Regions from separate parts of the Homo sapiens genome. Here region 1 is linked to region 2. Evidence: chromatin loops called from intact Hi-C (ENCODE). Cell type or tissue: GM12878. All regions are shown on one strand.

Region 1 (5,000 bases), 210 kb before region 2:
GTATTTTGCTATGCCCAATCAAACACCCTGTCCTCAAGCTACTCTAACTTATATTTCGTTTTTCTGAAAGGCAAAACATTTGCTTGTGCCTCTCCTACTTAGTGCAACTTTACTTATACAGGGAATGCCTTTTCTCTCAAAAGTGAACTCCATTCCATTCATCCTTTAAAGGGACACCTTCTGGGGCAGCCATGTTCAACCCTTTGAATGCAACAACTTTTTTGCTGATCCATGGTGGTGGATATCATGAAAATTATGCACGGAACTTTTTTTTTTTTTTTTTTTGAGACAGAGTTTCACTCTTGTTGCCCAGGCTGGACTGCAATGGCGAGATCTCGGCTCACTGTAACCTCTGCCTCCCGGGTTCAAGCGATTCTCCTGCCTCAGCCTCCCGAGTAACTGTGATTATAGGCGCCCACCACCACACCCAGCTAATTTTTTTTATATTTTAGTAGAGACGGGGTTTTACCATATTGGCCAGGCTGGTCTCTAACTCCTGACCTCAGGTGATCCACCCACCTCAGCCTCCCAAAGTACTGGGATTACAAGCGTGAGCCACTGCATCTGGCCTTCACGGAACATTTTTTTTTTTTTTTTTTAGCTCATCAGCTATCGTTAGTGTTAGTATATTTTATGTATGGCCCAACGCCATTCTTCTTCCAGTGTGGCCCAGGGAAGCCAAAAGGATGGATACCCGTGTCCTAGGGGAAGCCTCTTCTGACTTTTCTGTGCTGTGTGGGCCTTTCCTTGCATTCTGTACCATGTTCCTTAGTGATTATTACTGCTGCTTGATTATACAATATAACCTGTAATGTCATTATTACACATAGCAGTGATTTGTTCACTTTTCCATTTCCTGAACCAAGCTGTGGGCAGGAATTTTTCTTACTCATTCTAGTATTTCCAGCTTTCAGCACACCACAAGGCACGATGTAAGAAATGAACAAATCAATAAACCTATTACTGAAAAAGACGAATGAATGGGAAAATATGAAAGAATTACAAGATACATTTTTTAACTTAGAGAAGCAGTAATTTTCTTGTACTTCTCAAAATTTCCATCATTTAAATGTATACACAGCAGATGCAGCTCTTTTTAAAAAATAAGTTTAGAAATGACACACGGTTTTCTAGGGTTTTGAAGTCGTAAGATTTTTTAGAAATGCAAAATATGAACTCTTGTTTCTTGGTAGTTTAATTTAAATTTTATGTTCTTTATGTTAAAGTAACTTTAGAATAAACTTACTTGCCTAAACTCTTACTTGAAAAATCTCTGTGGTGTCTATTAGTTATTTTACATTTTGATGTAAATACCTTCCAATAGAACACAGATGTCTCTCTCTCTCTCTCTCTTTGAAAAAGGATCAAACTGGGAGGATAACTTGAGGTCAGGAGTTCGAGACCAGCCTGGCCAACATGGAGAAACCCTGTCTGTACAAAAAATACAAAAATTAGCCGGGCATGGTGGCATGTACCTGTAGTCCCAGCTACTCAAGAGGCTCAGGCGGGAGGATTGCTTGAGCCCAGGAGGCAGAGGTTGCAGAGAGCTGAGATCACATCACTGCACTACAGCCTAGGTGACAGAAGGAAACTCCGTCTCAAAAATAAGTAAATAAATAAAAATAAACAATAAAAATAAAAAATAAATAAATAAATTTAGAACATTTTCACCATTCCCGAAAGAAACCCTGTATCCTTCTGCAGTCACTTAAATTTCCCCTCAACTCTCCCAGCTCTAGGCAATCACTATGCTGCTTCCTCTTTGTATAGATTTGCCTATTCTGGACATTGCATATAATTAGAACCATATACAATATACAGTCTTTGTAACAGGCTTTTTTTTTTTTTTTTTTTTTTTTTGAGACAGAGTCTCCCTCTGTCGTCCAGGCTGGAGTGCAGTGGTGCAGTCTTGGCCACTGCAACCTCCACCTCCTGAGTTCAAGCCATTCTCCTGCCTCAGCCTCCCAAGTAGCTGGGACTACAGGTGCACACCACCATGCCCGACTAATTGTTATATTTTTAGTAGAGATGGGGTTTCACCATGTTGACCAGGCTGGTCTTGAACTTCTAACCTCAAATGATCTGCCCACCTCCACCTCCCAAAGTGCTGGGATTACAGGCGTGAGCCACCGTGCCCCACCTGACAGGCTTCTTTACTTAACATAATGTTTTAAAGATTCGTCCATGTTATAACATTTATCAGTTCATTATTCCTTTTTATGACCAAATAATATCACATGAATATATCACATTTTATTTATTCATTCATCAGTTGATGGACATTTGAGTTGTTTCTATGTTTTGGCCATTAAGAATACTGCTGAGGCCGGGCGTGGTGGCTCACATCTGTAATCCCAGCACTTTGGGAGGCCGAGGCGGGTGGATCATGAGGTCAGGAGATAGAGACCATCCTGGCTAACACGGTGAAAATCTGTCTCTACTAAAAATACAAAAACAAAATTAGCCAGGCATGGTGGTAGGCGCCTGTAGTCCCAGCTACTCGGGAGGCTGACGCGGGAGAATGGTGTGAACCCGGGAGGCAGAGCTTGCAGTGAGCCGAGATTGCACCACTGCTCTCCAGCCTGGGCAACAGAGTGAGATTCCATCTCAAAAAAAAAAAAAAGAAAAGAAAAATGCTGCTAGGCAAGGCACGATGTCTCACGCCTGTAATCCCAGCACTTTGGGAGGCCCAGGCTGGAGGATCACTTGAGGCGAGGAGTTTGAGACCAGCCTGGCCAACATGGTGAAACCCACTCTCTACTAAAAATTCAAAAATTAGCTGGCATGATGGCGGGTGCCTGTAATCCCAGCTACTCGTGAGGCTGAGATGGGAGAATCACTTGGGCCTGGGAAACAGAGGTTGCAGTGAGCCGAGATCGTGCCACTGCACTCCAGCCTGGGTGACAGAGTGAGACTATGTCTCAAAAAAAAAAAAAAGAATAATGCTGCTATGCATATTCATGTACAAGTTTTGGTATGAACGTATGTTTCATTTCTCTTGGGTATTACCTAGGAGTAGAATTGCTGGACCATATGCTAACTCTGTATTTAACGTTTTGAGGAACTGAATCTGTAGTATTTGGATATGTACATACCACTATACTCTGAATAGATGTTCTAAATTAGCATCTAAAACCATACTTTGAGTTCTAGATGCCTTGGTTAGCTTAGTTCTGACTCATAGAAGGGTCCTGTAAAATACTTTCAGAGGTTAGTGAGACTAAAGCTATAATGGCCAATATGTGACCTATAGCATTGTATATATTTGAAAGGAGGCCCTGAGGTATTTCTGGGGACTGCCAAGTTTTTGCAGTTAGTAGAAAAAGTAATTGGAGCTACAAATTACCTAAAAGTGTTCATCTACTTAGGTGATATAATTGCTTTTACAACCTCAATGTGCTAGACTTCTTTCTTCAGGCTTAATGTCGTCACTTGATAAATGTTGTTTCCACTAATCAATCATTCATGAAGTACATTGGCCACATATTGTTTCAGATGGAATGAGCAGTGACCCTAACTATTCTTAGTTTTTTTTTTTTCGAGACGGAGTCTCGCTCTGTTGCCCAGGCTGGAATGCAGTGGCGCGATCTCAGCTCACTGCAAGCCCCGCCACCCAGGTTCACGCCATTCTCCTGCCTCAGCCTCCCGAGTAGCTGGGACTACAGGCCTCCGTCAACACGCCTGACTAATTTTTTGTATTTTTAGTACAGACGGGGTTTCACGGTGTTAGCCAGGATGGTCTGGCTCTCCTGACCTTGTGATCCGCCCGTCCTCGGCCTCCCAAAGTGCTGGGATTATAGCTGTGATCCACCGCGCCCGGCCGACCCTAACTATTCTAAATAAAGTATCAGATATACCCAACCAGTGCAATTAAATCTGACTTTGATGCTGGGCACGGTGGCTCACGACTGTAATCCCAGCACTTTGGGAGGCCGAGGTGGGCAGATCACTTGAGGTCAGGAGTTTGAGATCAGCCTGACCAACATAGTGAAACCCATCTCTACTAAAAATACAAAAATTAGGGCCAGATGCGGTGGCTCATGCCTGTAATCCCAGCACTTTGGGAGGCCAAGGGGGGGCAGATCACAAGATCAGGAGATCAAGACCATCCTGGCTAACATGGTGAAACCCCGTCTCTACTAAAAATACAAAAAATTAGCTTGGCATGGTGGCGGACGCCTGTAGTCCCAGCTACTCGGGAGGCCGAGGCAGGAGAATGTCCTGAACCCGGGAGGAGGAGCTTGCAGTGAGCCGAGACCACGCCACTGCACTCCAGCCTGGGCGACAGAGCGAGACTCCATCTCAAAAAAAAGAAAAAGAAAGAAAGAAAAATTAGCTGGATGTGGTGGCATGAGTCTGTAGTCCCAGCTACTTGGGAGGCTGAGGAAGGAGAATCACTCAAACCCAGGGGGTGGAGGTTACAGTGAGCCAAGATTGTGCCACTGCACTCCAGCCTGGGTGACAGAGCGAGCGAGATTCTATCTAAATAAATAAATAAAAACAAGTCTGACTTTGGTACCTTCTGCATGTGGCTCACTCCTAGATGCTGGCTCTTTTCTTGTCCCTTTTGTATGTTCCTCAATGACTGTCTCCTTTGCTGGGGACCTCTTACTGTTTCATTCCCCAATCCTGGACAAAAAAACCTGTGGCTGAACATTTAGATGGTCAATTTAAACCTGGTTTGAAGATACAACCTTCTAATATAATTCAAGCCTGGCTACATTCTGTGACACTCACATGGTCCACAGGAAAATTTTTCTTGCAAAGTTGCAAGTACAGGCCCCTTCTGTTGTAGGCCTCTCTCTCTCTCTGTTCTGCCATCAAAGGCTTCTCTAGATAGCCTATTGCTTTTAGACTTTTCCAGGTAACATAAATCCAGGGCACAGAGTCAACCTGTCTGAATTTCTTAAAGTTCCTTTACTTGGCTTGAGGTGGAGATGGCGTGGGATAAGCACTCTCTTCTTCCCACTCCTGGGGAAGGGGAACAAAAATGCACAGCA
Region 2 (5,000 bases):
AAAAAACACAAAAAATTAGCCGGGCATGGTGGCGGGCGCCTGTAATCCCAGCTACTCGGGAGGCTGAGGCAGGAGAATTGCTTGAAGCCGGGAGGCAGAGGTTGCAGTGGGACGAGATCGCACCACTGCACTCCAGTCTGGGCGACAGAGGGAGACTCCGTCTCAAACAAAACAAAACAAAACTCCAGTATCTACCTACAGTGTGCGATACCAATTAATCCAATGTGCTGGTTCTGGTAAAATAAAATAGTTGGTTCCAGTAAATAAAATAGTTCCCTTAAGTTTTACAAATCAATCTAATAAAACACGCTAAGAGTGTTTGTCATAGTTATATGCTTGTTGCTAAACATGTTCAGAATTTCTTAAATTACGTGGAAAAAACCGCAGAACTAATATTAATGATGACCTTTTGTTGACTACTCCTAGTATTTCTGGTTATAAAAAAGTACAGGTACATGTTTATAATGCGTTCACATTAGATGTGTTACAACGGATTTTATGAATTCTAATTTTGACTCAATGTTCCTTCAACTGTCCCGGTAAAAAGTTAACTAAGTGAACTCCTAATGCAACGAAAACACAGCACAACACTGGTTTCTAATTATCATTAGCTTAAAACTAGTAAAAAATGCCCAGCACCTAGTACAATATGCATAGTGTCACAGAGAATAGGATTCTTTTGCTTACATGCAAATCTATACCAACACCATACATTTTGAAATGTTAAATATATTAGGGGACTATCTAAGAATGTAAAGTTCAAATTAAGGTATCTTTTATTTTCCTGGAATACACGCACTATTTTAACAGCTTTCGTCTGGGAAAGTGGTGCCTTCAGGGCAAATGCACGCACTACGTAATACAAAGAGGTCTGGTCAGTTTACGACTCTGAACTGAGAGGCAGATTCAAATTGAAACCTCTGGTATAATGGGCCTGAGGCCATTTTGAGAAATAAGGGGGGCGGACTGGTGGAACAGACTGACACGTAAATCCCGCCCAGAAAAAGGCTGCTTTCAAGTCCCTTCCTTGTAGAGGTGTGACGGTGAATGGTACTGAAAGCGGTTTTAATTGCGAGAGAGAACGGAAATGAGCTGTAAAGGCTACTTTAATGATAAATCCCTTCCCTTGCTATGGCTCCAGGACAGACCCTAGTTCTTTCCCAAACTCATTACCAGAACCTTCCATTAAATTGTGTGAAACTAACTGCGCTTTATCCCCTGGAAGAGGATCTTTATCTAAACTAGCTCACTGGAGACACGCGAGTGCCGCAGAAGCGGGAGAAAGACTTCAGGCCTTCTTTGCGTAGCACGCGTCGGGGTTCTAAGTGGATTAGGCACCAAGAACACAAAACTGGGTTCTGGTCTCTAATCGTTATTACCAACATGGGGAAACGTGTCTCTTCACATTTCAGCCCGGAAGAACACCTCTTTCCTCTTCCTCATGCGCTTAAGGGTAGCGGCCTACTCAGTCAGCGGCCAATTACCGTGAGCTTTCGGGATTCCGCCGCGCGGTCCACACTTACCTGCCGGGCTCTCTGCAGTGCATCTTTGAAAGCGTCGTTAACTCCTCCACCACCACCGCCGCCACCACCGCCACCAGCTGAGCCAGAAGAGGGGGGAGGCACTGTTGAATAGTCTGCCATGGTTGCACTATAAGAGCCGCTGCCGCCTGTTCAGAGACTTCCTCTCAGCTAACAGCTAAGAAAGAAAGAAAATGGCGGCCGTCGAAGCTCTATTACATTCTTGCGCGACCATCGTGCCGTAAAGGGGCGGAGACTGAAGGAACAAAATCTCGCGATGTTTCCGAGGCAACGCGCTGGTGTGGGTTAGGGCTGAGAAAGAACGACAGGAACAGAGACGTCGCGAGGATTAAGTTTAAGACTTCGCGAGAACAGAATTTCTTTTGGCACCTCCTCTCCGCGCGTTCTTGGGGTGAGGCTGGGTAATTGTTCCTGCAGGGTGGTGGGTGATAGTGGCCAGTTGACTGCGACTGTGTTTGGGTGGTGGGAAGCCTGAAGAAAAGGTTGTTTCTTACCGGTCGCTGCCTCAGGGAGGTAGTGCGGTAGAATTTTCCGCTATGGGTCATTCTCGGTGTCCGCGGGGAAGGGCGTGACAACGACGGGCGTGACGGCGAAGCAACAGTGTCTCGAGAGCGCTGCCGCCCGGAGGGCGCCAGGAGAAGTGCGTCCGAGACGCCGCGCGGTGATGCTCCTGAAAACGTCTGCCCGGCGTAGCGGGAACCCAGCATGATTTTCAGGGTAGTAAAGTGTCCCTGTATTTTACTTACAGACTGTCCGATTTTTTAGTTTTATCACGAGGGTGGGTGTTGAATTCAGGCTGGAAGCCTGTTAGTTCTCGACCATATTTTAAGTTTTTTGTTTAAAATAATGTGGATGAGGCTCTAAAAGTATGACTGCCCTTTTCTTTATCCAAAAACGTGATTGTTCTTAAAGTTCAGTGTTAGCCAGATTTAATAACCTAGTATATGTATGTGTCCATGGCCATTTTTATTAAGGGTTTTTTTTTGTTTGTTTGTTTGTTTTGAGAGTCTCGCTCTGTTACCCAGGCTGGAGTGCAGTGGCGCGGTCTCGGCTCACTGCATCCTCCGCCTCCTGGGTTCAAGCGATTCTCCTGCCTCAGCCTCCCGAGTAGCTGGGACAACAGGCGCCTGCCACCACGTCTGGGCTAATTTTTTGCGTTTGTAGTAGAGACGGGGTTTCACCGTGTTAGCCAGGATGGTCTCGATCTCGTGACCTCGTGATCCACCCGCCTCGGCCTCCCAGAATGCTAGGATTATAGGCGCGAGGCACTGCGCCCGGCCTGTTAAGGTCTCTTAAGTTAAGAACAGCATTGTTTCTTGACCAAAATAGATTTTGTAGCTTCTTAGGCGTAGTTTCTCCCACCCCATCCTGTGGGTACTCAAATGTAAGATCATATTCTGAATTGTCATCACAGGACTAGGTATATATATATATATATGTGTGTGTGTGTGTGTGTGTGTGTGTGTGTGTGTAAATTGGTATTTTATGTTATGTACTTCAGTTACCAAGTAATGCCAGACATTTCTTCAGACCTTCTCCAACATATCGTGGCATGTAATTTACTGTGTTAATAGTAGTAAGCTCCAGGAATCGTGAGGATACTTTAGAAGTCTTACTCTTTATTATTGAGTATATCACAGTGACTTTTTTTTTCCAAAATTATTTGTTTAAATAACAAACAATGAGGTAAAATGAACTTTCTCGACTTTGTGGCATTTTGTCTTACTTGGTTAGGTCTAAAAAAATACTTTTTCAGCAGCTCTTAAGAGTAATTGTGAGAAATATATATATGCTGCATTCTTTCTGAAAACCTAAAAGTAATGTGTTCATTTGCTTAAGCACCAAAATAGCAGTTAATATGAATGTAGATACAGGTGAGCCATCATTTCCCTTTAATCAGCTTTTAAGGCAGTAGTATCCATTTATAGCTCTGATGATCTTTTTCAGTGTTCATGGCCATCCCTATAAATTTTGGTGGAATTTGCATTTGAAAAATCAGTGCACGTATGGGACTACAGATTTAATCATAATGTATAGAAAAACAGTAAAAGCAGTGTTGGGTGTGCGGCTAGGTAGAAATTTTCCAGTTGTATTTTGAAAATGTCTTGATTTTTTCATATTTTATTAATTAGGCAATACAATCAGATCTTTTGATCAATGTAATTTACCACAGTGCTATAATTTACCCTCAAAACAAATTTATGTATATCTCAATTTATTTTAGTTATCACTGAATATTGAAAATATGTAAGGACCTCAATTTTTTTTTTTTTTTTTTTTACATACTCGCTCTGTTGCCCAGGCTGGAGTGCAGTGGCACGATCTTGGCTCACTGAAACCTCAGCCTCCCAGGTTCAAGAGATTCTCCCACCTCAGCCTCTGGAGTAGCTGGGATCACAGGTGTGCACCACTATGCCTAATTTTTTTTTTTTTTGAGACGGACTCACCCTGTCACCCAGACTGGAGTGCAGTGGCATGATCTCGGCTCACTGTAACCTCTGCCTACTGGCTTCAAGCAGTTCTGCCTCAGCCTCCCGAGTAGCTGGGATGACAGGCACCCACCACTACGCCCAGCTGATTTTTGTATTTTTAGTAGAGACAGTGTTTCACCATGTTGGCCAGGCTGGTCTCGAACTCCTGACCTCATGATCCACCCTCTTTGGCCTCCCAAAGTGCTGGGATTACAGGCATGAGCCACCGCGCCCAGCCACAATAAAATTCTTGATAGCTTAATCTTTTGGAAAAATTAATGCTTGAGACAAAGGTTCTTTGTGAAAATATAAATAAACTGCTTTTTAGGATCTCTTCAGTGAAGCTGGGAGGAATATTTGGGGGGTTGCTAAGGTGTCATTCCAAACTTTTCAGTGTTCTTCAAATCTAATAAAAGAACAAACATCTTTAGTGTATTATACAAAAGGCCTCTTTGAATATTAATGGAGTATTTGTTTGGTCACTCCACACATTCATTGCCAGGATCTGTCCTTTGATTATGATCATGGGAGATATAACAGGGCATCATAGGATATATAGGAAATAGATTATTAATTTTTAGAGAAAAATTTGGAGCTCTCCACCTCTTCTTGTAAGACAACACTCCCAGCTTTCCATTACTTTAGGTAATAATGTTAGATTGAAAGTTTGGGACTCCTGAAAGCATCTGTCTTAAATAACTGGCCTTATCATCCGGTTCTTAAGTGAGTTTAGCTTATTCCATAGCATACATTACAATAATTTATAATAAAGCTGCTATATACAAATATGCACTAATATACTTGTAATTTCCTGTAAATTGATCCTATACTTGTTTCCTAGATGTTTCCAAACAGCTACCTACAAAACTTTGGTTTTACATGTTGCCTCAAAAACAAAATGTCTAAAATTCATATATTTACTGTTCTTATTCTCCCTTTTTTTGTGGTCAAAACATTTATTGTTTCTTTTCCTATTGGATCATATATT

What was found. Hi-C counts contacts between places; a loop is a spot of excess contacts. Peaks named below come from ENCODE experiments on the same cell type or tissue, not always from the same donor. Only the 100,000 strongest peaks of a DNase experiment are listed, where the experiment ranks them.
Region 1: it touches region 2 in a loop (2.6-fold over the local background); 9 of 110 quality-filtered maps call a loop at or near these places.

The regions. Positions count from the first base shown.
Region 1 is chr1:77,767,362-77,772,361 of GRCh38, forward strand. No RefSeq gene overlaps it. Among named protein-coding and RNA genes, the nearest start is that of MIGA1, 9.8 kb to the right of the region's middle. RefSeq lists enhancers at 2,658-2,887, 3,368-3,557. In GM12878, no CTCF peak of the experiment used is centred here; a DNase peak (open chromatin) is centred at 3,030; H3K4me3 peaks cover 725 bases; H3K27ac peaks cover 1,910 bases.
Region 2 is chr1:77,977,362-77,982,361 of GRCh38, forward strand. It overlaps FUBP1 (far upstream element binding protein 1), which reads right to left and starts at 1,711. Exons shown (of 20, transcript NM_003902.5): 1 at 1,524-1,711. The coding sequence starts at 1,643. It also overlaps a transcript of DNAJB4 not described here. RefSeq lists enhancers at 1,275-1,324, 1,395-1,444, 1,455-1,514, 1,525-1,654, 1,965-2,114 and 1 more. In GM12878, CTCF peaks have their summits at 152 and 2,165; DNase peaks (open chromatin) are centred at 990 and 1,810; H3K4me3 peaks cover 3,723 bases; H3K27ac peaks cover 3,144 bases.